Regions from separate parts of the Homo sapiens genome. Here regions 2 and 3 are each linked to region 1. A link is a loop called in an ENCODE intact Hi-C map of the cell type or tissue named here. Cell type or tissue: endothelial cell of umbilical vein. All regions are shown on one strand.

The links. A loop is a pair of places that touch in the nucleus more often than their neighbours do. Peaks named below come from ENCODE experiments on the same cell type or tissue, not always from the same donor. Only the 100,000 strongest peaks of a DNase experiment are listed, where the experiment ranks them.
Region 2: it touches region 1 in a loop (10-fold over the local background); 5 of 110 quality-filtered maps call a loop at or near these places.
Region 3: a loop joins it to region 1, with 2.1 times the contacts of the local background. A loop is called at or near these places in 10 of 110 quality-filtered maps.

The regions. Positions count from the first base shown.
Region 1 is chr7:132,141,242-132,149,241 of GRCh38, forward strand. It overlaps PLXNA4 (plexin A4), which reads right to left. Exons shown (of 32, transcript NM_020911.2): 26 at 7,302-7,405; 27 at 6,659-6,758; 28 at 5,269-5,459; 29 at 3,878-4,047. Among named protein-coding and RNA genes, the nearest start is that of PLXNA4-AS2, 120 kb to the right of the region's middle. In endothelial cell of umbilical vein, a CTCF peak has its summit at 4,345; a DNase peak (open chromatin) is centred at 4,390; H3K27ac peaks cover 592 bases.
Region 2 is chr7:131,856,070-131,864,069 of GRCh38, forward strand. All of the region lies in intron 1 of LOC107986849 (a long non-coding RNA gene), which reads left to right. Among named protein-coding and RNA genes, the nearest start is that of PODXL, 300 kb to the left of the region's middle. In endothelial cell of umbilical vein, a CTCF peak has its summit at 3,275 (motif pointing right); DNase peaks (open chromatin) are centred at 3,282 and 6,102; H3K27me3 peaks cover 541 bases.
Region 3 is chr7:132,062,178-132,070,177 of GRCh38, forward strand. No RefSeq gene overlaps it. Among named protein-coding and RNA genes, the nearest start is that of PLXNA4-AS2, 190 kb to the right of the region's middle. RefSeq lists a silencer at 2,123-2,294. In endothelial cell of umbilical vein, no CTCF peak of the experiment used is centred here; a DNase peak (open chromatin) is centred at 3,694; H3K27ac peaks cover 1,498 bases.

The DNA of each region.
Region 1 (8,000 bases):
TATCTGACTCTCTGCCATCTACTGTATGACTTGGCAGAAGTCACACCCTTCCTCCCTGCCTGGGCCTCTCAGCCTACTCCTACTGGGGCTGAGAAGTACAGTGTAGCTGACTGATTTTTCATTTCTAAGCTGGCACGCTTGAAAACCCACATTCACCCACCTCATGGGCCCCATCGTATTCCCTCCTTCCCCTCCAGTTGGCACCTCCTGCCCACCAGGAACTGTGCTTGCAACTGGGGATACAGTGATGAATGAGACACATCCTCTGCTCTCAAGAAGCCTGCATTCTGGTGGGTTCATGGAAAGGCAGACATGAAATCAACTACATGCCGGGAGGACTGTTGGTGCTAGGACCAGGGATGTGTAGGGTCCAGCATGGGACCAAGGGAAGCATCAAGCCTACCCAGAGGGCAGTGTCCAGAATGCCTTCACAAAGGGGGCACTTGATGGTGGGAGTTTTAAAACTTGTGTAAGTCTTTCCTTTCCTTTCTTTCTTTTTCTTTCTTTCAATGGAGTTTTGCTCTGTCACCCAAGCGGGAGTGCAGTGGGGCGATCTCAGCTCATTGCAACCTCTGCCTCCTGGGTTCAAGCGATTCTTCTGCCTCAGCCTCCTGAGTAGCTGGGACTACAAGCAGCCATCACCACACTCAGCTAATTTTTATATTTTTAGTATAGATGGGGTTTCATCATGTTGGCCAGGCTGATCTTGAACTCCTGATCTCAGTTGATCTGCCCACCTCTGCATCCCAAAGTGTTGAGAATACAAGGCGTGAGCCACTGTGCCTGGCCTGTGTGTTTCTTAGCAGGGTGAGGCCTGGAGGAAGGTGGTGGAGGATGGGCTGCAGACAGGAAATCTGCATTAACAAAGACAAAGAGGGAAAAGTGTGCCCTGCAGTCTGCTATTGTAAGCCTGTTGCTTATAATGTCCCAATCCTGGGACCTTCTGCCCCTTTTGGCTGTAGCCATCCCTGCAGGCTATAATCCTACGGCTTCCAACCAGCCTGCTTGGACGCAGGTGGGAAAGAGGGCTAGGCACCATGCAAGGGATTGCTTACTTCTTTCCTCTGCTCCCACCTCTGCCTCCTGCCATTTCCCCTGATGTTTTATTGTTTTGGTGGTTGTTCTCACTGATGGTAATAGTTAGAATATTCATTATGTGTTTGGCTTGCTCGTTAGAACTTAAATTCTTTGAATTACATCATTTCAATAGAACCAGTACAATATTTCTATACTTGCTCTATCTCCCAGCAGCCAGCATGTACAAATAACAAATGCTATTAATACAGGAAAACCTAATGTTCAAGACTGCCAATCAGTCGACAAGGATCTATTAAGTTCCTACAAAGTGTGCAGGGCGGGACTCAGGCAGGCAGCATTGAGGTCTGAAAATGTTTGGCGGTGTTTGCTTCATCCCTGGAAATCCCTAATAGGAAATAATGGGATGGCACCCAGGAAAGCTCAGACAGCCACAACACCCAGGTGAAAGTAGGGGTCATTCCAGCTGCCCAGCCTTCCTGACAGCTGGGCTCAGAGCCCTGAATGCAGGACTCACGACTTCCAGCTAACGAAATCTCTGTTTACATCTTCCTGTTGTTCCACAAGTTACACCAAGGATAGGGACTCTGGGAGTCCACATTTGCTCTGCCGGTTGTTTCTTCCCTATGCTTCCCGGTCCTCAAGCCAGTTTTGCTGACAGGCACAGCAAACAGGGAAGCCACAGCACCCACCTGAGGTTCCCGCCTAATGAAATATTAGCATATTATTAACATTAGTGGTGGCACTAATCTCTGGTTGATTGCAGCCACTCAGGCTAAATGAGCAGGAGGTTTATTTAAAAGAGAAGAGGTAGGGAACTGTGGAAGAAGGGGGTGGGGAGAGGGTGGGTTACACCTTGGGCCAGGAATAAAAAAATAATCACTTTTCCATCAGAGACAATTAACTCCAAGTCAATATGCAGATCTTAAAATTCCCAGACTGTGTCTTCCTCAGCATAGCAATAGATCAAGTCAGGGTTGGGGGAAAGTGTCCTCAGGGTTGGGGGAAACTGTCTACTTTCTGGGATTTCCTTTGCTCAGACCTGAGTACTTGGAAGAGCTGGCATCCAAGAAGATTTGGCTCCACTCCAAGGACATTATGGCACCCCTGGAGGTGGCCTTGCCCCAGCAGGAGGGATGGGGTGAAAACAAATGGTTTAGATACCATTGTAGGTGATATTCTTGCACTGTGCTACTAAAAGCAGGTAGAAATGTTTAGAAAGACCCAACTTTCTCCAGCTAGGACCGAGAGAAGTTCTGGGCAGAGCATTTTTTTTTAAAAATTTCCTGAAGGCTGCTAACATTCAATGGAGGCAGTAAGTAGGAAGACTCACTAACAGAAGCAGATTGGTAGGCTGGGGACATGCCCCACTGAACAGCTCCCAGTAGTCACGCCACAAAGTCTAGAAGAGTTAAACGCATCTTACCTAAAGGCAGGTCCTGGGAGATATCAGACCCAGCACAGCTTTAAAAGGAGGAAATCGCATCACAAAGTTTTGCTACACTGAGTGAGCAATCTAGATTTTTGAGTCTTATTTCAGAAAGGTTGGAAGAACCCCAGAACGAAGGTCTTCTCTCACTAGGAGTTAATATGGGAGCAAACCCCATGCTTTGGTTCTGTGGTCTCAACCTTGGTTCCTACCTGGTTTTTCATATTCAGCAGGGATAGTCTCTTCTCCCGGTGAAGAGGATGAGGAGCCAGAGTATACTACATTGAATACAGTTTTGGTACCAAAGCCTGACTTCTGCCTTCATCTGTGCATTGCTTTGGGGCCCAGGGCTAGGTGCCAGGGTGCTTCGCTGAGCCCTAATGCTTTGCCCATCCTAGCAGTTGTTGGTGCGGGCAACAGGCCCACACTGCCTCAGAAGAATGATCTGGGGAAGAAGATCTGGAAAAGCTACAGGGAGGCAGTTCTGGAAGCAATGGGACAAAGGATAAGCCAGCTTTGCCTCAGGTAGAGCTCTCAACCAGAGACCACCTTGGCTCTGCATCTCATCAATAATTATTGAGACCCAGCTTTATGCAAGCTTCCGTACTAAGTGCTGAATACTGATGTGCGATCTTGAAATTTCAACCTGAAATACAAATTACTCACAAGTGAAAGGAAGGATGATCCATGTTAAAAGGAGAGAGGGGATCATAGGGGAGAACACCTAGAGTGTCAATTAGTACTTGGAGAATCCTGTTGTCTCAAAGGAAGACATAGTGGTTAAGGGCAGGTCTCTTCACCACACAGAGCTTGGAAAAGAGAAGAGAGCAATTGCTTGAATAGAATAGGAATGCCCTTTGTTCACCTGGCTGGTTCCTAAGTGTGTTTCAAAACTGCTTGCAAGTCACTGTTAGACATTGCCCTTCTAAGATCTGGTTGCACACGACACATCCTCCATCTTCCATAGCATTTGTCCCACACCAGCAGACTTCCTTGCCTCTCACCCTCATCTGTCAGTTCATTGAGGGCAGGGGCCATGTCTGATTAGCCCCGTGTCTAGCATAATCACAGGCACCCAGGAGGTACTTGGATGGGAGAGTGTCCTGGCCGTGACATTTGGCATATTTTTCTTGCTTCTTCAGCTGGTTCAATAAATGTTTGTTAACTGACTAAGTGATAGGAAAGAAAGATGCACAGACAGATTTGACTAGAGGGAAGTAAGAGAGGGAGTGAGCACAAAAATCTAGGAAGAGTGGATGGGGAGGACCAGAGAATGTGCCTGCTCAGAGTCCCTGCTGATGAAAACAGGCTCTGGCCAGCCCTTCTCCTGGAGGCCCAGAGTCCCACCACCATTAACTTGAGGCTGGGTGGGCTCAGGGCTCCCGATGTGCCCCCTGCCCTCCCTTCACTCACCAATTGCTCTTCCAGGTATGGCGGACGTGCGGGTCATGAATGCCATGTTTATCAGCCTGCTCATCCAGGAAGTCAAACATGTACTTGATGGCCAGGGGCAGGGCAGAGCCACGGTGTGCCGTGCTGAAGATGGTCTCAAAGAGGTCATCCACAAACTTCTGCAGTGTGCCCTGGAGAGGCAGGATACGTCCAGACACAGCTCGACTCACGTAGTTCTGAGGATGGCTTTTAAAACCTGCCTCACAGACCTAGGCAGGGGAGGATGGTATACAGCCCACCCTACTTGGGTAAAATTGGGTAAGTCCATGCATTAAATCATTTTTTCCCATTTCATCTGTCTCTAACAGCTTTAAATTTCCCCTGCACATGGAAAAGAGATATAACACTGATGACTGGACCTACGTAAGGCTTCCTCTGCCAACAACACGGTTTGGTTGAACACCCTCTGGCGGTGTTATTTTAGCACTTTTCACAAATGCTAATGAACACTCACTTGGTCAGAGCAGACAAACACAATCTGCTGGCTTTGTTTGGGCATTACTCACACTGGCTAATGAACAGTGACTCACTTGGCTCTGCAGAGAGCAGAGCTGAGCCCAGTCTCAGGAGTGAAAGACTAGCACTGCAGGCAAGCAACGTCCCCAGAACCAGGATTAGAAATGGTGCCGGAGGCCAGACACGGTGGCTCATGCCTGTAATCCCAACTTCTGGGAGGCTGAGGCGGACGGATCATTTGAGGCCAGGAGTTTAAGACCAGCCTGGCCAACATGGTGAAACCCCACCTCTACTAAAAATACAAAAAAAAAAAAAAAAAAAAATTAGCCAGGCGTGGTGGTGCATGCTTGTAGTTTCAGCTACTTGGGAGGCAGGAGGATTGTTTGAACCTGGGAGGAGGAGGTTGCAGTGAGCAGAGATTGCACCACTGCACTTCAGCCTGGGTGACAGAACAAGACTCTGTCTCAAAAAAAAAAAAAAAAAAAAAAAAGAAAAGATATGGTGCCTGGGAAGTCGTGATGGAGCCCCGACTTCCCCAACTTGAGATTGTAGATGATACCACAGAGAAGAAATCATTCTTTTATAAGGCATGGCAGAAGAATGTGAAAAGAGGCAGTTAGAGTCTCAGTATTTCAGAAGGGCATGGAGAAGGGGTAGAAACAAATCTTCAGATTGCATGCCAACACTGATGTATTGGCAGGGTTTGCCTGGAGTTCTGGATTGAGAAGGATTCTGAGGTTCGGTACGGGGAATGGTCAGCAGTGCCTCCTGGGGTGGGTAATAGAGTGGGCACCAGCATGAATGCTGGGTACTGGCTACTCTGGCATTTCTGTGGGCTGATGAAGTCCCTCTCCATAGCCTCTGGGCTCCCTGCACCCAGTTCTCAAGTCTGATACCTTAGTGGCCAGGAGTCGGGTCAGGTAGATTTCAGACACCATCTTGCTCCCCCGGTCCCCCTCCTTCTGGTCTCCGTGCTCGTGGTTCTTCACTAGGTGCCACATCTTGACTCCACTCTCCAGGTCAGGAGTGATCATAGGTGTCCGTGAGCGGAGGCTGTCGGGGCTGCCCGTGTACCGGATCATGTTTTCTGCCAAGGCAAGGATCACCCCCCGACATATGTGAGGCCACACAGCCTTAGCCCATCACTTACCATGCATCCCTTGCTCCGGCAGAAGCCAACGACTGTCTGATCATTCCTGCCATTGGTCGGTGCTGTCACCTTGCCTTGGTTTGGTGCATTCCCTGAAACTGGGATGCCTTTCTCACCACCTCCAGGAAACTATCTGTGGCTAATTCTACCCACTCAGATCTCCCCCTTCTTCCTGTACTCTGCATCGTGTCAACCCTTAATTATTCAATTTGTAAAAATATAAGCCTGTACTTTTTTAATGCTTTTCCTTGTAAGAGTTCTCAAGTCACGTCTCAGGATGTGTTCTGTGCAGCCAATTAAGTACATACTTAAGAGCAGGTAGCCTGTCTCCCTCAATAACCGCTGATCGGATGAGTAATCACTGGGTAACCTGCTCACCTTCGTCTGTCCTCCCCTCTGGCCTGCGCCAATTATTCCTGTTTATTTGCTGAAATTCCTGCCAGTGTTTGTGAAGTGTTGTGAAATGAGTACTGAGCAGGAAAAAGAAATGGCGGTCCTACTGTGTGCAGGCACTATTCTCTGTATTCATCTATTGATTATCTAGAATGATCCTGTTCAGTCGGTAGATTTTTCAGTCTCTTCTTCTGGTAAATAAATAAATAACCAAGGCTCATAGTGGTCAGATGACTAGCCCCAAAGCACACAGATAGGGCAGAACAGGGCTTCTTCTGGCTTCTACCCCACCTCCAGCACCCTCTCCTCACCACTGCAGAGCCTCGCACCTGGTCTGTACCTGCACTCCACTGCAAAATAACAGTGGCTCTTACAAATCATTTAGCCTCTGTGCACCTGAGTTATAATGTACTAATCTGCATAATAGGGGGAAATAATAATTATTTAATTCACTAGATTGTTATGAACATGATGTGAGATAATAGCTATCACACAGCCTGGAAGACATTCATGAAAGTTGGCTTTACTTCTTTTGCTCGTGGATGAAGGTCTTGCTTATGCATCAGAGTGCCCGACTGAAACCAGGGTCCTCTTCCCCCACCTGGCTCTCTTCCCCGATGGTCAGCCTGTCTGATGCCCCATCTCCCCTCTCCAAGAGTCTCCTGCCTTCTGGCTATGCTGCTGTCATGACAACAGCTGCTCAGGACACCCAGGCCTCCCTAGGACACTCGGTGGGATCTTACCATATTTACTTGCTGAGGTCCTGGAGACGGTGGAGTTGTTCACTGCGTTATAGGCTGTCACCTGCTTGGACACTAATGCCACCACGGAACCATCTGGCACCTACAGGGAAAAAGCTTCTCAGGGCCTAGGCACAGCAGCTCTGCCACTCCAGGAAATAAGGACAAATCATGATGAACTTGGCACTAAGGGGAAATTGGTGCCTTGCTGGAGAACTAGGGGACTTTGGAGGCTGTCAGCTTTCCTTGGAGCAGAACAAGACACAGATCTGGATACTGACAAGTATTCTGTTTTGTGGCTTCTCTTGGAGTAACTTCTGGCAAGAGCTCCTCCCTAGCATTCTCAATCCCAGTGCTTCCCTGGAAGATGACCCAGCCTTAAATGCCCAGAGGAACTTCTCAGGAGAGCCTTCCCTGGGGACTCTGCCCATGCCCTGCAGAAAGTGTGCATGTCAGGATGCTATCTCCAAAGAGGTCAGGGTTTCCTGGTTTCTTGGCTGGGAGACACCAATTTCCTCTGGATCACTAAGGGAACATGGAGTGCTGGTGAGGGGCTTGGTGTCTACCCCTGTTATTCCAGGGCAATGATTTCCAGGGCAAGGGACTTGTAGTTGGCTAGCTCCTCCCCTTTCCACATTCCCCTCACCTGGTAGTGGGCCAGTGTGTTCAGTCGCTTCCAATCATTCTCAATCTTGGTGGTGATGTCTTCATCCTGCAAGATCATCCTTGCCCCACTTCCTTGTCGCCACTCTGCCAAAAGAGCGGTGGCGTTTCAGAGAGGCCCTATGACCCCTCTTGTGGGGAAGCTGAGGACCCTGTGTAGGTACCTATGCAGTGCTAGCTCAAGGGTGTGTCCATTGCAAGTGCTAGCACATGCTCCTGCGAAAATGGAGTGCCAAAGCTCTCAACGCAGAGAGGCCCTGAGTTCCAGTTCTGGTTCTAAGCCCAACAAACTATGTGACCAAAATGGGGCTAACATCACTTATCCACCCTTGCCCATCTGCTTGCTGTGAATGGCTACATCTGTAAAAAGTAGGTGCTCAAAAAGTATTGGCCAAACAAAAGAGGCACATAATAAAACACTAAGCTTTGACAAAGCATGAGGCAAATGCAAAGTGGCATAGTTGTGGTAGCGTGACTTGTTTGGAAGCTCTTAGAGCTGATGAAATCAAGGCTGTAGGCTCAGTCACTGAACAGCCCCAGACCTGTTCCAGGGGTGTATCCTACAGGGTGAAACTGGCAGGTGTGTCACCCTTGTCAGGGAGATTGGGTCAAAGAGTGTGGAAAAAATCAGCAAAACCCATTCTCACGCCCATGAACATCCCATTCCCTGCAAAGTTTATGT
Region 2 (8,000 bases), 290 kb before region 1:
ATGCTGACAGTGATAGGATAATGAAGTCCAGGTTGAGGTGGTCTCAGATGGAGATGAGGTACTTATTGGAAACTGGAGCAAAGGTCACTATTGCTATGCTTTAGCAAACCGGCTGGCATCATTTTGCCCCTACCCTGGAAGTCTGTTGGACTTTGAACCTGAGAGAGATGATTTAGGGTATCTGGCAGAAGAAATTTCTAAGCAGCAAGGCATTCAAGAGGTGACCTGGTTGATTCTGAAGGCATTCAATTATAGTGCTCACCAAGAAATGGTTTGAGATTGGAACTTATATTTAAAGGGGAAGCAGAGCATAAAAGTTTGGAAAATTTGCAGCCTGATGGTGGTTTCCCCCATACTGTGCTTGTGATAGTGATGGAGTTCTCATGAGATCTGATGGTTTAAAAGTGGCAGTTTTTCCTGCACTCTCTCTTGTCTGCCACCATGTAAGATGTGCCTTGCTTTCCCTGCACTTTCTGCCATGATTGTAAGTTTCCTGAGGCTTCCCCAGTCATGTGGAACTGTGAGTCAATTAAACCCTTCTTTGTAAATTACCCCAGTCTTAGGTTGCATTCTTTACAGCAGTGTGAAAACGGACTAATACATACCATATTGAGGCACTTGCAATGGTTTCGTTCATACCTCTGTTTCCCCTCATGGATTTGTGGGCAATTTGGGGGAAAGGTACATGTTTTAAGACTTTAAAAAATTATCTCTACTTCTTGAACACTGACTAGAAATATGTTTGTTAATTGAGACAGTCACCTTGTCCCCAGCCCAAATGGAGGTCCCAGCTCAAGGATTCTCATGCATTAGTTCATCCAACCATTCATTCAACAACTATTTATTGAACACATATTATGGGTCAGATACTATTGGAGGCACTGAGGATATGGTGGGTACATGATAGAGGAGGACTCTGCTCTCAGGGAACTGTCATTCTTATGGGAGACTTAGGTAATATGCAAGTTAACAGTAAACAGATAAAGAAGAGAATCTTAGATCAAAACAGGGCAATGTCGTTGATTTAGTCATTCGGCAAATATTTATTCAGTACCTATGTCTTATTAGATATTACTATAGTTTCTGGGCATGTGGAAGAGAACAAAACAAAGGTCCTATCTTCAAAGATGCTCTTCGGGTAGAAAAAGACTTGGCGGATGAGGTGTAGTATTAGATAGGATGGTCAAGGCAGACATTTCAAAGGCACTGCATGGGACCTAAGTAATTAAGAGGATGGCACTTGAACAAACACTTCTATAAATAATGAAGAGGAACCAGTTATGGAAATATCAGGAAGAGAATTGCTTCAGGAAGATGAGAAAATAAGTGCAAAGGCCCCAAGGCAGGAATGAGCTTGTCATGAGGAACACAAGCAGGCCAGTGTGTCTGCAGTGGTAAGAGCTGAGGGTAGGAGCTCCCATGGGGCCCTGCAGGTGGTGCTCAGGTGTTTAGATTTTGTTTTATTTAATTTTAAATGCATAAGGAGCTATTAGTTCAGGATGGATAAATGTGGATCTATTTCCTGGAGCTCACATCTGAAGATTTGATTCAGTGAGTGTGGTGTAAAGCCTTGGAATCTGCAAAACATTCCCACGGTGGTTTCAAAGCAAGAAGTCTGTGAATAATTCTTGATGGTAGATTTTAGAGAGACCGCTTGGACTTTTACTAAATGCCTGCTATTTAGATTTGAAATCAGCATGGGAGGAGGCTTTGGGTCAAATACATCACAGAGCTGCAAGGAAGGATAACTGGTTCCCTGCAGCATCCCAGACCCCAATTCTTTGGCCTAGCACTGAGACTCCTTTATGCGTTGAGAAACCCTTGGAGAGCTTGTGGAGCTTCAGCTTCTTACGTGGGCCCCAGTATCTGGAGAAAGCAATGCAAAGGTTGCATTGGCTTAAGGAGTAGAGTTCTGAAGTTCATGCCATTTAACGTCTCTGAGTTCTGGCCTTCTAAAGTGGTTCCAAAATCTAGCAAAGAAACTGGATGAGATTCACTCAAGGATTCCCTCTCTACAAATAAAATGAAGTAAAATAAAATTTGGATTATATTATTTTATGAAAATCATGATAATCTTCTGAAGCAGGTAGGTCAGGATCATTATCCATGGCAGAGTTGAGTTGAGAATACAGCGTCTCCTGATGCATAGCCCCAGGCTCTTCCAAAACATCCAGCATCAGCTCCTTAGCCCATGTTCGGTGCACACCGAAACCCCTGATTCCTAAAACCTTGTTTCTTATTCTGTTCCTCTGTTTACAGACAGGACTGCACCCAGGCTGGTAGAGGGCTATTTTGTTTAAAGGTGTCTGGGGAAGAAATACTCACAACCTCACTCCGAGCCCTTTCTGGGATCATTGCCTCTTGGCATTTCTTGTGCAAGGAAAGGAGGCAGGGTTGAGCTTGGGGCTGAGCAATGAAGACCAGATGGCGTCTGCCACATATTAGCTGGGTGACTTTAGGCAAATCCTGTCCCTCTCTGGGCCTGGGTTTGCTCCTCTGGAAAGTGAACTGGTGAGATGAAATGTAACTTCTGACATTTATTCCATGGTTTTTCTGTCGTTTGCTTTATAGAGCTGGGGAAATAGAGGCTCAGTGTCAGGACGTGTTGGAGAAAATTGCCTTTTGAATAGAGAGTGGAATTACAATTGCTCTCTGCTTCCCTGTTCAGTGAGCTGGCCACTGCCAGACCATACTCCCTCCCTGGCAAGCTTTTGTTCAAAGCAGCATGCAGAGAGGCTGGAACAAGCCCACTGGCCTCTTGGTCCTGCTCCTCATTTTCCACTCCAGCCTCATTTAGAAGGAGGCTTTTATTATCCCTTTTTCTCTTGGTTTCCTTTCTTTCCTATTGGGATGCAGCTGCAAACACAATTAGAGAGGACAAATGCTAATTTCATCTAGAACTGGAAACTGAATTTCTTTTTAAAAAGGAGATGGGACCTCAGAGGGAACATTCTTTATTTTCAAAGCATCAGTGAACCAGAGGAAGGAAGAGGGGCTGCTGTGATTTGGGAAGCTGTGCTCCCCGCTCTTAGTGTGAGAAAGTAGACTCCAGAGTCCCTGACTGAAGTGACATTACATTTGTTCAGGAAGCATGATCCATCAGCTGGAAAACACGGGGATGTGCCTGGGACTAGCTCACAATCTCAGAGAGGCTTTAACACAGGCACTGATGGTGGCCATGGACACCTGGAGAGAGGGTTGCCATAGCTTCATCACTTTGACTTAGAGTTGAGCAATTTGGACCTGACTGGACAGCAGAGGACATACCCAGTCCGTCCAGTAGAGGGTGCCAGCAGCCTCCACCCATAGAACAGCCTCAATGTGAACACCCTCACTTCTTTCTGAGGAAGCGTTTACAGGCAGAGCTGTGTCCGTTCACAGTGTTCAGCTGCTTGAGCATGGCTTCCATCCATTCGGGGAGAGCAAAGAACCCTGGACCTAGAGTCATGAGCCTTGGATGCCAGCCTTGACTCTGGGACCCCAGGGAAGCCATACATCTTGGCCTTATTTTTCTTATCTTCAAAATTTGCAAGAATTATCACAGAGGTGCCTTTCAGCTTTAATACTCCACAGTTCTGTGACTCATACGTATGACTGAAACTCTCAATGAAAGATGAGTTAACTTGAAATGTTCTGGAAAGTTGGGCTTGGAGTAACAGATATAAACAATACAAGTTTATATGGAGCTGATTTATGGAGAATTTTATTTAGAGGAATAAGGAAATGAAACAGTCTCCCCACTGTCTCTGTTCTCTTGGGTGAGAACCTTTTCAATTGCTTTTAGCCAGCGGTCACTTGAATCTTTTTAGGCAAGCTTGTTAAAAGGAAGCAAGATGGTTTGGGCTTGCATTAGGGCAAATCAAGCACCATAAAACCCTGAAAAATCAGAGGCTGAAACGCAATACAATTATATTTCTCACTTATATCATAGTCCAGTTTGAAACAGGTGGAATGGGCTCTGCTCCACAAGGTCATTCAGTAACTCAAGAGACCTTCCAATTCATGATTCCATCCTCTTCCAGTCCTCAAAGTTTTCTGCTCAGCCAGTGGATGGGGAAAGAGAGAGAGTGGAGAATTGCCTAGGAGTTCACAGGCCAAGCTGGGAGTGACATATTTTTAAAAATTATTATTATTATTTTTTGAGTTGGAGTCTCACTCTGTTGCCCAGGCTGGAGCACAGTGGTGTGATCTCAGCTCACTACAACCTCTGTCTCCCAGGCTCAAGTGATTCTCCTGCCTCAGCCTCCTGAGTAGCTGGGATTACAGGCGCCTACCACCACACTAATTTTTTGTAACTTTAGTGGAGATGGGGTTTCACCATGTTGGCCAGGCTGTTCTTGAACCCCTCACCTCAGGTGACCCACCCACCTTGCCTCCCAAAGTTCTAGGATTACAGACGTGAGCCACTGTGCGCAGCCTGGGAGTGACATATATAATGCTTGCCCTCTTTCCATTCAACAGGAGTGGTCACATGGTCCCACCTAGAAGCTCAGGGACTGGAAAATATGGCCCAGGGTTGTGGCCCAGAAAGAAAAAGAGAACAAAAGTCTTGATGATAATTAGCAGTTTCTGCCTCTCTAAGGGCTGTTTCTGAGAATGAAGAAGAATGCCCTCTCTATAGCGTAGGTACTATTTATGTGAAGGCAGTGTCCCCATCACTGTAAGACTGTGTCCTCCCTCAGGGGCACCTTTCTTGGGTTTACACTAAAGTGCTATATAAGCTAGCAGTGGCCCGACATATGCTCTGAAGTCAGGCATATCTTGTGTCTAATCTCAGCCCCACTAACTAATTATGAGAACTTGAATAGGAAACCTGTTTCCAGATTACAAATGAGGCAACTGAGGGTTGTAGGGAAGGATTCAACCAATCTCACAGGGTTTTTGTGAAAATTACATGAAATAAGATATTTAAGGAGAATGAGGCAGAGTAGGCACTCAATAAATAGTATTAGAGTTCTCCTCTCACCTCCCTTTTGGAATGGTTCTACCACCATGAGACCCCCTGTTAGGAATATTGGTCTATGGTTCAGTTCATTAATGAATTTGGGCCAGTTCCAGCTCCTTAAAACATTATAAGGTCCTTTCCATTCCTGCTGAAATGCACAGTTAATGTTAACTCTGAGCCTGATATCCTTTAAATGGCATGCATTCAATAAGGCAAAACAAAAGCTCAGAACCCTATAGAAGAATGAGCAGAGATAATAACACTAAAAATCTGAGCTCCGTTAGTGACTGCAATGGAATACTTGAGTGTTGAGGTGTCTGGCACCTAAGGCAAAAAAGGGGAATCAAATGGATTGCATAAATCTCATTATATGATTTAAGAAAGATGCCTCTTTGTGAGGGAATAGTAACTCTTTTTTCCTGGGGGGCTACAATGAAGAAGACATTTATCAGGTGGCACTTACAGGTGAAGGCATGGCCTTTCCCCTTCTGTCTATGTGATTGACTCTGAGAACTGCCTTTGGATTTTCAAAAGCGTAATCTGGGGCAGAATGAAGAGAGATACCTGCTCCCCAGGATTCAGGAGCAGGCCAGTGCCTCCCATGGGTAAATACCTTCCTCTTGGGTGGAGATTTGTGTCTCGAGAAGGGCATAGATGGATTCTACCAGCTACAGGCTGGATTCTAAGAGCTGGGAATTACCTCACACAGAGTCAGGGTCACAGGGCTATGAACTCAATGAACACCAAGCAACGGTGCAGCTTCCAGAGTCCCTTCCTGCTTCTAGTAGCCCTGCTGGATGGACGAGGTGCAGGGTGCAGCCAGCCTGCCTGGGGCCTGCCCAGCCCTGTTTGTCTTATGTGGCATAAAGTCCTCCTGAAATAATTTTGCATTTGCTTTAAAACAATTTGCCTGATTGTAATGATAAAACAACATTATATGCAGATGTCTTGCTATTTTAAAAAACCTAATTTACTTTGAATTAATGTTTGTTGACATGGTGTTTGGTGGGGCAGGGACAGAGATAGAGGGACCAGGAGATGGAGCTATTGAAATGAGAGAACCACTAAGTAAAATGGTTCTTCTCATTTTTTTTTTCTTCAAATCAAACTTTCAGGAGAGAGAACAGAGTTAAAATCTGCAGGAAATGCTTGCATCCAGGAATGTTTTAAAGCTCTTGCCAAGATCAACAATGAGAAGTATGTTTGGAAATTGCTTTGCAAACCTCCCAGTTTGCAGAGCGCAGCACCTCACCAATAATGGTGATGGTGGCTGGTGTTTATAGGACACCCATTGTGAAAGGGCTGTGAGCACTGGGCATTTATTTGTAAGCACCACTTGTTTACACAGTCAAGCTGGGACGTTGAGGTGATAGAAATAACTCTCCTTTTCAATAAACAAGGAAACTGAGTCACAGCAACCAGTTCGAGTGACTTCATTAAGGCTTAGATTCAGCCTCACAGTATTGGAGTAGGTTTCAGAGGTCACCTTGTGGCAAGTTTTTGGATTGACCTCTTGGAATTTCAGACCTGAAATGGTCCGTGAGGACCACGTGAGGACCACATCCGGTTAGAGGTGGAATTGGGCATATAAACAAAGCATCCAGGATGACTTCTGTTAACTTTCGTGTCTGCAGAATTCCTCTGAAGCAGTCCCAGGCCTCCACCAAGTCTCACACATCTGGCCCTGTTTTCCTTTGCTCTATCCTCAAACCTTCTTCAAAAAGCTTCAGATTCTAGGTAACTGCAGGGGGTTCAGCTTCAGGAGACAATGAGACTCCAAGATACAGGTGCAAGGCTTGGCATCAGCAGACTTAGGTCTGAATCTCAGCTCAGATGTTTTTAAATGGTTTGACTATAGGTAGATGACTTAATTTTTATGATGCCTCCTTTGAACACCTAACTCAGTGGCTCTCCAAGCGCAGTGTCTCAAGCAGCAATATCAGCATCATTCAGTAATTTGTTAGAAATACAAATTCTTGGGCTGTACCCCCGACCTACTGAATGGTCAACTCTTGAGTGAGGCTCAGCAATCTGGGTTTTCAAAGTCCTCCAGGTGATTCTGGTAGATGCTGAAGTTTGAGAAGTGCTGCTGAAACTAATAATACCATCAGCCTTACAAGGCTGATGTTAGGCTTAGAATTAAAACATGGAAAGTTCATAGCACACATGAGATGCTCAATAAACTATAGTAGTGACAGTGGCTTCTCATCATCATCATCATCCCCTTCCTTCCTTCCTTTCTTTTTTTCCTTCTTTTTTTCTTCCTTCTTTTTTCTTTCTTTCTTTCTTTCTTTCTTTCTTTCTTTCTTTCTTTCTTTCTTTCTTTCTTTCTTTCTTCTTTCTTTCTCTCTCTCTCTCTCTCTCTCTCTCTCTCTTTCTTTCTTTCTTTCCTTCCTTCCTTCCTTCCTTCCTTCCTTCCTTCCTTCTTTCTTTCTTTTTCTTTCTTTCTTTTCTTTTTTTTGAGACACAGTTTTACTCTGTTGCCAAGGCTGGAGTGCAGTGGCGCAATCTCGGCTCACTGCAACCTCTGCCCCCTGGGTTCAAGCGATTCTCCTGCCTCAGCCTCCCAAGTAGCTGGGATTACAGGCGAGTACCACCATGCTAGGTTAATTTGTGTATTTTTAGTAGAGATGGGTTTCACCATGTTGGCCAGTGTCGTCTTGAACTCCTGACCTGAGGTGAGGTGCCTGCCTCGGCCTCCCAAAGTGCTGGGATTACAGGGGTGAGCCACAATGCCTGGCCATCATTTCTTCTCTGAAACTACCTTTTAGCTTGAGAGATGTATCACTCACAATCCAGAAGCCTGTAGGATTTCAGTAGTACCTGAACTGTGCTCTCTTAGCTGACACTCATGAGCTGGAGAGACAGATTTGACTCTATTTTATACATTCTTATTTTCTTAGCTTTTTATTCAAGTTCTGGAACTATAAGCAGAGTGATAGGGAAAAGGGCCAAGTACTATAGGGGCCATTTGGGCAGGGAGTTTATACCTGCAATCTGTCACCTCTCCCATGATGAAGGTAACAGAGAGAGGAAGAGCTTTGTCAGGGATGTT
Region 3 (8,000 bases), 79 kb before region 1:
TCCACCTCTTTCTTAGCAGACAGTGAGCCTTCTCTAGGACTCAAAGGGAGACATCACCTCAGTTTGCAAGGGTTTTTGGTGCAAATGCAACCCTGAGAAATGACCCAGGTGAGCAGTCAGATCCTTGCCTTGTTGGCATGCCCAGCAAGAGACAAAGCAGCATGAGAAACCCACCAAAGAGTTTCTCTTCAAACAATTATAAAACACAAAACAAGATGATAGAAATGGATCAAAACACATCAGCAATCATAATAAACAGAATAGATTAAACTTGCCTTTTTAAAGATAGAAACTCCAAGTTTAGGCATAAGAAATGCAATTTATAAGAAACATGTAAAATAGAGCTTGTTCTTTTGGCCTTAGTGATTTGGCTGTGTTATATTTTGGCACATGTCTGGCTGCCTGTAAAATACAAATTTGTGTGTCTGTGTGTGTGTGTGTGTGTGTGTGTCGAATGTGATATGGTAGCATCAGGGCACAGCTAATTCCTCTCATTTTCCCCTCCTTCCTTATCCTCTGTCAAATCCATTCACACCTTTGCAAGACAGACACAGAAAGTTTGAAAGTAGAAGGAATGAAGAATGGCATACTCTGCAAGTACCACCAAAACAAAACTGATGCATCAAAACAAATATTAGAAAAAATATACTTAAGGCAAAAAAACCCATCAACCTCCCCATTAATTCTGAAAAAAGCACATCATTGCTTTGTGACAAACAGAACAATCTAGCTGAGAGGAAACATAAAAAATTAAATACCAACATAAGGCAGCATGAGATGAATGTTAAGTGAGAAGTTCAAACAACAAGTGCTGTGGATTCAGAGGAGGAGGACGTGGATCTGACCTGAAGCCATCCAGAAATCGATTCTGGATAAAGAACATGCTGCTTTAGGTAGATTTGACATGAGGGTGGGCCATGAAGCAAGCGACAAGTAAATTGCAGCTTGTTTGAGACACTGAAATATGAATTTTGGGACTTTATAAACAAAGAGCAGAAACAAATGCTGGGTAGACCTCGGTGGTTGGGCAGCTCTTGATCTTGGTGCTGGTGGGCCAAGGGCAGCAATCTCATCCCTGTAAAGCCTATGTGTCTGCCTCTGCTCCCCACATCTATTAATATAATAAATCCCATCTCTAGCCAGCCTCCTGTGAATGAATAGCCTAGGATGGGCCTGAGTGTTTAGTTACAGGTGGCCTGCAACAGCCATTGTGTTCTTCTGGAAAACTATGGATGACTAACCCTGGGAAGAAGGACTCTCAAGTTCAGAGAAATGAAGTACCTGGCCTAATGTCAGCTAGCTCGGTACAGAATTGGGACCAGAAGCCCAATCTCTTGATTCTTTCTAGACATCACAAATCACAGGGGGCGTGCTTTTGCCTGGCTTGTTCTTTTGACCTTAGTGGTTGGCTGCCCGTATGAGAGTAAGAATTTGTGTGTTAGGGGTGGGGATTGGGCAGGGAGAGTGGTAACAGTGATGTGATACTAGGGGGTACAGTTAATTTCTCTCCTTTTTCTCTCCTTCCTTGTCCTCTGTAAAATCCATTCACACCTTTGCAAGACAGATGGAAAAAGGAACTTAGGGTGGGGGCTGTGCTTTAAAACCTGGCTCCCTGGACATGGGGCCTGGGGAGTTTGGTGCCCACGTGATAGGGACTGCTAGAGAGGCCCCAGAGCATCTGTCTGGGGACACTGTGGACACATGTCCTGAGAATACCCCCTCAGGGGCTGAGGCGGGGCATCATACCATCTTGGGAGCCCAAAGCCATGTGCTAACAAGCTGTTGGCAGAGGACTAGAGAAAGACATTTTCAAAAACAACAGCAACAAAAATTGCAAGCCACTCCATCCGGGCTGCAGACCCCTCCCTGCATCTCATTAGCGCCTGGGGTGGGAGGAGAGGGGGCTGGCAGGCACTGCCTACACCTACGTGTCCTGAAAACCAATGCATGCCCACAGAGGTGGGCGGGTGGGAGGCGCAGAGTGGCCCAGCTCCCAGCCTAGGAAAGATCTTTCCAATGCTCTGCTTGTCATTTGTTCCCTTGTGTGTGAATTTTTAGAACAGGTATCAGATTCTTTCTGTGTAGGACACTTTTTGTTTGTTTTTGGAGTCAATGCTCTAAGGTCTCTTCCGTGTCTTTAAAACTTGGGTTTTGAATATGATTTCTATGAAGAAAAGCGAGTCATCAGAATCCTGTCTTTGTGGACTGTTGACATCATAGCTGAGACTGCCACAGTTGGTGCTGCAGACTCAAAGTCAAGTGCTCCCATAGACGCCCCACTCGCTGCCATAGTGAAGACCCCCATTTGCCTCCAGAGGTCAAGCTTCCTTGTCCAAGTTGGAAAGTAGACAAGAAAATCCTCAGCCACTTCCCCCATTTCTTTTCTCACTTGCTCCTCATCCCTTCATGTTTGTATTCCCAAGATCTCAGGCTTCTAAGAAAGCTCATCTTAGCCTTCTAAGAAAGCTCATCAAGTTGGGAGTGAGACCTGCCATGGCTGTGGTCATGTCTGTCCTGTCACTCAGGAGGAGCAGAGGCTTCTCCTCCTGGGGACACTCTGCCCTCCCAGGCTCTCCCAGACTTCCCCTACCCACTTGTTTTACAATAGCAGTAACTATCGCACATCATCCTACTCTACTTGAGTCTCAGAATCAGACACATGTCTGTCTCTATAAAATGGGAACGGCGGTGGAGGTGGGACTTTCACAGACAGAGGGGATGGCAGCCCCTAAGAAAGAAGTACAGGTGGCTTCTCTTAATGACTCTTATTCCCAGCAAAGACAAACAGTGATGCCATCATTTGCAGTTGGATTCTGAGGCCCCGCCTACCTGGGAGGCAGGACACATTGGGGACCAGCCATCCTAGTGTGACAAATAATTGAGTTTCATAATGACCTTGTAGAGCCAGATTCCTGGAAATGGCATAAACCTACCTGTGATTGTTGTCAAACTCTAAGATGCTTTGTTACCATTGCTCACTCCAGGAGGGGAAGCCATGGTTCATGAAGTTCATTAGGTGGGTGGTAAACAGGATTTTGGTAGTTGTTGAAGGTTGGGGCTCAAGACCCTCTCTGGAGGCCCAGGCTGGCTGGTTAAAGACATTCTGACCTCCCAACATTAGAGCAACACATCAGAAGGCATTCGAGGCTGTGGGGCTTCTAGAGCCAGAATTCTCAGGTCATCGCCCTCAGCACCAGTGCTGTAGGGTTCCACCTGCCTGCAGCTTGGGGAAGAAGAAAGGCTGGCTGCCCAGAGTCACGGCCTAGCTTGGCTGGGAGGAAGATAGAGGAGCTGTCTCCTCTTCCTCACTTGTCTTCCCTGTGCCTGCTCCTGGTCCAGCTGGGTGAGATGGAAACTATCTCACATGGAGAGATGTTAAGGCAATTCTGGCAAAGCAAGCGCTAATAAAGTGCTGGGAACTTCCCCATCTCTGCCTCTTGAGGGAACTGAGCATGCTCTGAAGGGCATGGCCAGGTTTGCCTTTGGTGGAGGAACCAGAGGCTTGGTTTGGTCTTGGGGCAGGCTGGGCAAAATCGCTGAGTATGAGTGTTTCCTCCTGAGCATCCTCGGGGAGGGGAGCCCCTCCCTTCTCTACATCCTCCCCCACTGGCTCCTTCATTTCCGGGCACTTTGCCTTCTTATTTCTGTTCTCTCCTCTGAACCAGAGAAAGAAAGATGATTAAACGCTTCTGCTATGTGGATGCCCATGACTCACTGGCAGGAATGGCCTCTCCAGGCAGGCTGTGCTTTCTGTCTCCTTCCCTCATTTCACCCTCCACTTTCCCCTCCCCTGCCTTGCCCCTTGCATCAAAATGAAGTCATGTAAGACCAATTCAAATTGATTTCTCTTTTCCTTCTATTAGAATATCAGCTCCATAAAATCAGGATAAGAATTTGTGGTCTGGAGTCTGAAGACAGGGATTGGAGTCCTGGCTTTTCTGCCCACTAGGTGTGGTTTTGAGTGGTTATTTACCTTCCATAAGTCTTTGTTTATTTGGTCATAAAATAGGGAAAATGATAGAGCCAGCCTTTCAGGGTTATTGTGGGGATCAGCGGAAATAATATTAAGTGTGAACTGGTATTGTCTGTAACACATAGTGCATGCCATGAGCCAGGCACCATGGGGATCAGACTGGAATTCGCTCCAGTGTGTAACAGGCAGATCCAGTGACAAAGAAGGAGAGAAATAAGCCAGCCTTGGTACCATCAAAGGAGCACCCAGCCTTCCCCCTGTGCCCCACTGAGCAAATGGCTAATACCACATAGCACAGGCCAGGGGGACAGATGCCTTTGTATGGAAGAGCTAGTACTGGTAGCCAGGGACCTGGCCACACGGGGAGGCACAATTGAATTTTTCCCTTCCATCTGACAGTTCAGGACTGGATGTTACTTTCCAAATGAAAGCGGTTCTGGAAGGTCGTTGGGAACAGTGAATTGTGATTATGCTGGCACATTTTTAATTCTGTCTCATTACAGCTGCTGTTAAGGCTGCATTATAATAATTGCTTTAGTTCTGCTTTGGTATTTGCAGGCTCCTTTAATGTAGCTGTAATCTATGTGTATATTAAAGTAAGCAGAGCCAAAGAGCAGGGGCAGCCTTATTAGACTGGAGAAATGCATGTTGGGGGTGGCGGTGAAGCAGACAGGCAGACGGGAGCAGGGTCCTGGCGGGGGAACCTCGGGACAGCATGCGGAGTGGAAGTTCTGGCCTCAGGCCCAATGCAGACTCACGCTGTGACTTTGAGCAAGTTGAAGCTGCCTGTCTCAGCTCTCCCATCCATTATATGAGTTACAAAGTCTGTCTTGGAGGTGCTTAAAAGTTCTTAGGAGAAAAACCGTTACTGGCAAAGAGCCCAGGGAGATGGCTGCATTGGGCCCTCAGAGCAGCCAGAGTGGAGCCCAGCAGGAGCCTCCTCGGCCGCCCACGGTGGAGCAGCCAGGCGACCCCTCGGCAAGGGACAGTCATCAAATAAATGGCATGCAGACACCCCCAATTCCCAGGGAAAATTTGGCTCTGGTCTTCCTGCGATCACTCCCTGTTCTGGTTTCTTCTTTAAAATTCGGTTTGTTTGAACTGTTGCCACTCCCTGCACGGTCCTGTACACACAGCATTTCAGCCACTTGATGGAGGTCTTACTGCTGTCCTTGAATACTATGGCTCTCCTTTTTCCCCTTCAAGGGCAGTGGGTGTCAGTTTCAAGGACAGAATGCAAGGGCTGTCCTGGACCAGACCACTCACCAAGTACTCACTATGAACGGCATTCACCTCCTAGCTGTTATTTTGGGATAGGAATTCATATTGTGCTCACACCAGTCATATGAGCTAAGTAGCAGTATCATCTCCTTTATTTTATTTTAGTTTTTGAGACAAAGTCTTGCTCTGTCACTCAAGCTGGAGTGCAGTGGCGTGATCTCAGCTCACTGCAACCTCCACCTCCCAGGTTCAAGCAATTCTCCTGCCTCATCCTCCCAAATAGCTGGGACTGACTATAGCTGCACCACTACACCTGGCTAATTTTTTTTGGTCTTTTTAGTAGATACAGGGTTTCACTATGTTGGCCAGGCTGGTCTTGAACTCCAGGCCTCAAGGGATCTGCCAGCCTTGGCTTCCCAAAGTGCTAGGATTACAGGTGTGAACCACTGTGCCTGGCCTCATGTTCTTTATAGATGAGTGAACTGAGGCCAGTGAAGTCCCACATACCTAGTGAGTGGCAGAGCTAGACATGGAGCCCAGACCATGCAGAGGCTGACCCACGATTTTAGCACTACCTCAGGCTGCCTCCCCCTCGTCCTCTCTCCCTCCTCAAGAATCATCCATTTTTCTGTGCTGATTCAGAGCTCGCCACTGAATTCAGATTGGTCTGGGGATCAGTGGAAGGATCAGAAGGTTCTCTCAGGACCAGAGACACAGGCCTGGGTAGATGCATGGGAAGAGACCACGGCCAAAGTGTGGACAAGGGCAAATCAGAGCCATTGAACAAAACGTGTCTTTGGCTCCTCAGCTCTCCCAAATGATGCCTTTGCCTTGTAACAGTGGGTGTTGCAAAGGGAGTGAGAATGAGGCAGAACTCTTGGTGTTCCTATGCACCTGTACCCCCCACCTTGTACGTGGGCCATGAAACACCCAGATATTCCCAGAAGGATTCCTGTTTTGCCTCTTCCCATTTCTAAAGACTTCTACATGAAGAAGATTTCAGACTTTCTCAGCACCTTGCCCTATTGCTTCTGCAGGGAGAATACTCTTCATCGTATGCAACTGAAATGCAGCCTGCTACAGCTCAAAATCTACCAGGTTCATTGAATCCCAATGTTTAAGGGAACTTAAACATTCCTCCCACTGCAGAAATTCCTTTCAAGCACCTCTGATTGTTGCCCCATAGCCTTGGGTCTAAGATGCAGGAAGATGGGTGCCAACCCACCCCCTTCCTTCTCACCAGATAGCCTGTTTCATTTCTTGAATAGTTCTAATAATTAAAACGTTCTTCTTTACTTTGGATCAATGTCTCCCTCCTGATACCTTCCACCAATTAATCCTAGTTTGATCTCCTGGAATTAATCCATTCCGTTTTTCAAGTGATAGTATTCTGAATTTATGAAGGCAGAAGTTCCTCTGGAGTCTTCTTTATCCTTCAGCATCCTTCAGTTCTTTTTCTGTTACTTCTATTCAGATATTCCTCAAAGAGAAAAAACATATCAAAAGGTCCTAGATTGTCTCCAGCATAAATTAGTCTCATGCAAATGTTTCCTCTTCTTCATCTACTGTATTCCAGTCCAAATGTTTGGGTAACTACCAATACTACATATTCTCCTGAGAGCTGAGAAATATTAAGAAAATAAGATGTGGTCTCTGCTCTTGGTTGTATAACAGTAGCATTAACAACTAAATTCTGACTGTGGACAAACTGCCTCCTCCTTCCTATAGTACTTTATGGTTGGAATGGTAAATGCACTTATGTGCAAAGTGTCCTGTTTTGACTGTAAGGAGAACTGTGGAACTCACTTCCTGCCATGCTATCTCCATCTTGTTCCTGCCTCTGTCCCACACCATCTTCTGGGTCTGCTCTCTCTGTGTCTTTATCTCTATTCTTGGTTTTTCTTAATTGGCCCATCCAAGAGCCCTCTCCAGTCCTCCCATCCTTTCCTACAGGATCAGGGAAATACTCCCCCCTAAATACTGTCCTTAATTAGTTAATAAAATCTCCCTCCACGACACAGGCAGCTCTCCCCCGAGAAAAACCAGTGACAGATACGAACACCATTTGGTCTAATTAGTTCTGATATTTCACACAACATATTTGTGAGGTTTTTTGGAAGGAGGAGAGGAAGGCAGCAAAATGCTTCTGTTAAAAGAACAGCAGGTTGGCTCGGATGACAGGAGGGACAGAGTTTGGGGTCTTCTTTTGTAGCTGCAAATAGAGCCTTGGTGAAATCAGTACCACCTGGCCTAGTGACACTTGCACCTGTAGTTCTCCTTGCACCTCTGTCTGACTGCACTGGCCTTCCTGGGTCTGAGACCATATCCTTTCCTTATTCTAGTGAAGCAAAGTTCCTGATTGAGTGACCTTTTCTTTTATGATGACAGAAATCTATGCAGAGTGAGGTAACGTGAGAGGAGCTTAACACTAGAGACCTGGGGATTTGGATTTGGGGCACAGCATTCTATATCTGTCCTGCCTTTGGCTTGCTCTGTGACCTTGGAATGATTATTGAACTCTAAGGCCTTTTTTCAGTCTAAGGGCTACATAGGGGAGAGGAGGGAGGGGGTTAAACTCATATCTTATATTGCTAGAATAGATGTCTCTCAAGATATGGAATACTGGCTATTAGAGAGTATATAAATTAGGAGTAGCTGTTGACATAGAAAATCAATCCTATATTCCTCTGTCACATTTGCTGTCATCTGTTTATAACCTGCAAGTTTTAAGAGGTATGTTTACTGCTCCAGAGAGCCCAATGTGCACCTTGCATATCCAGCAACATGGGTTCAATCTCATGAACCC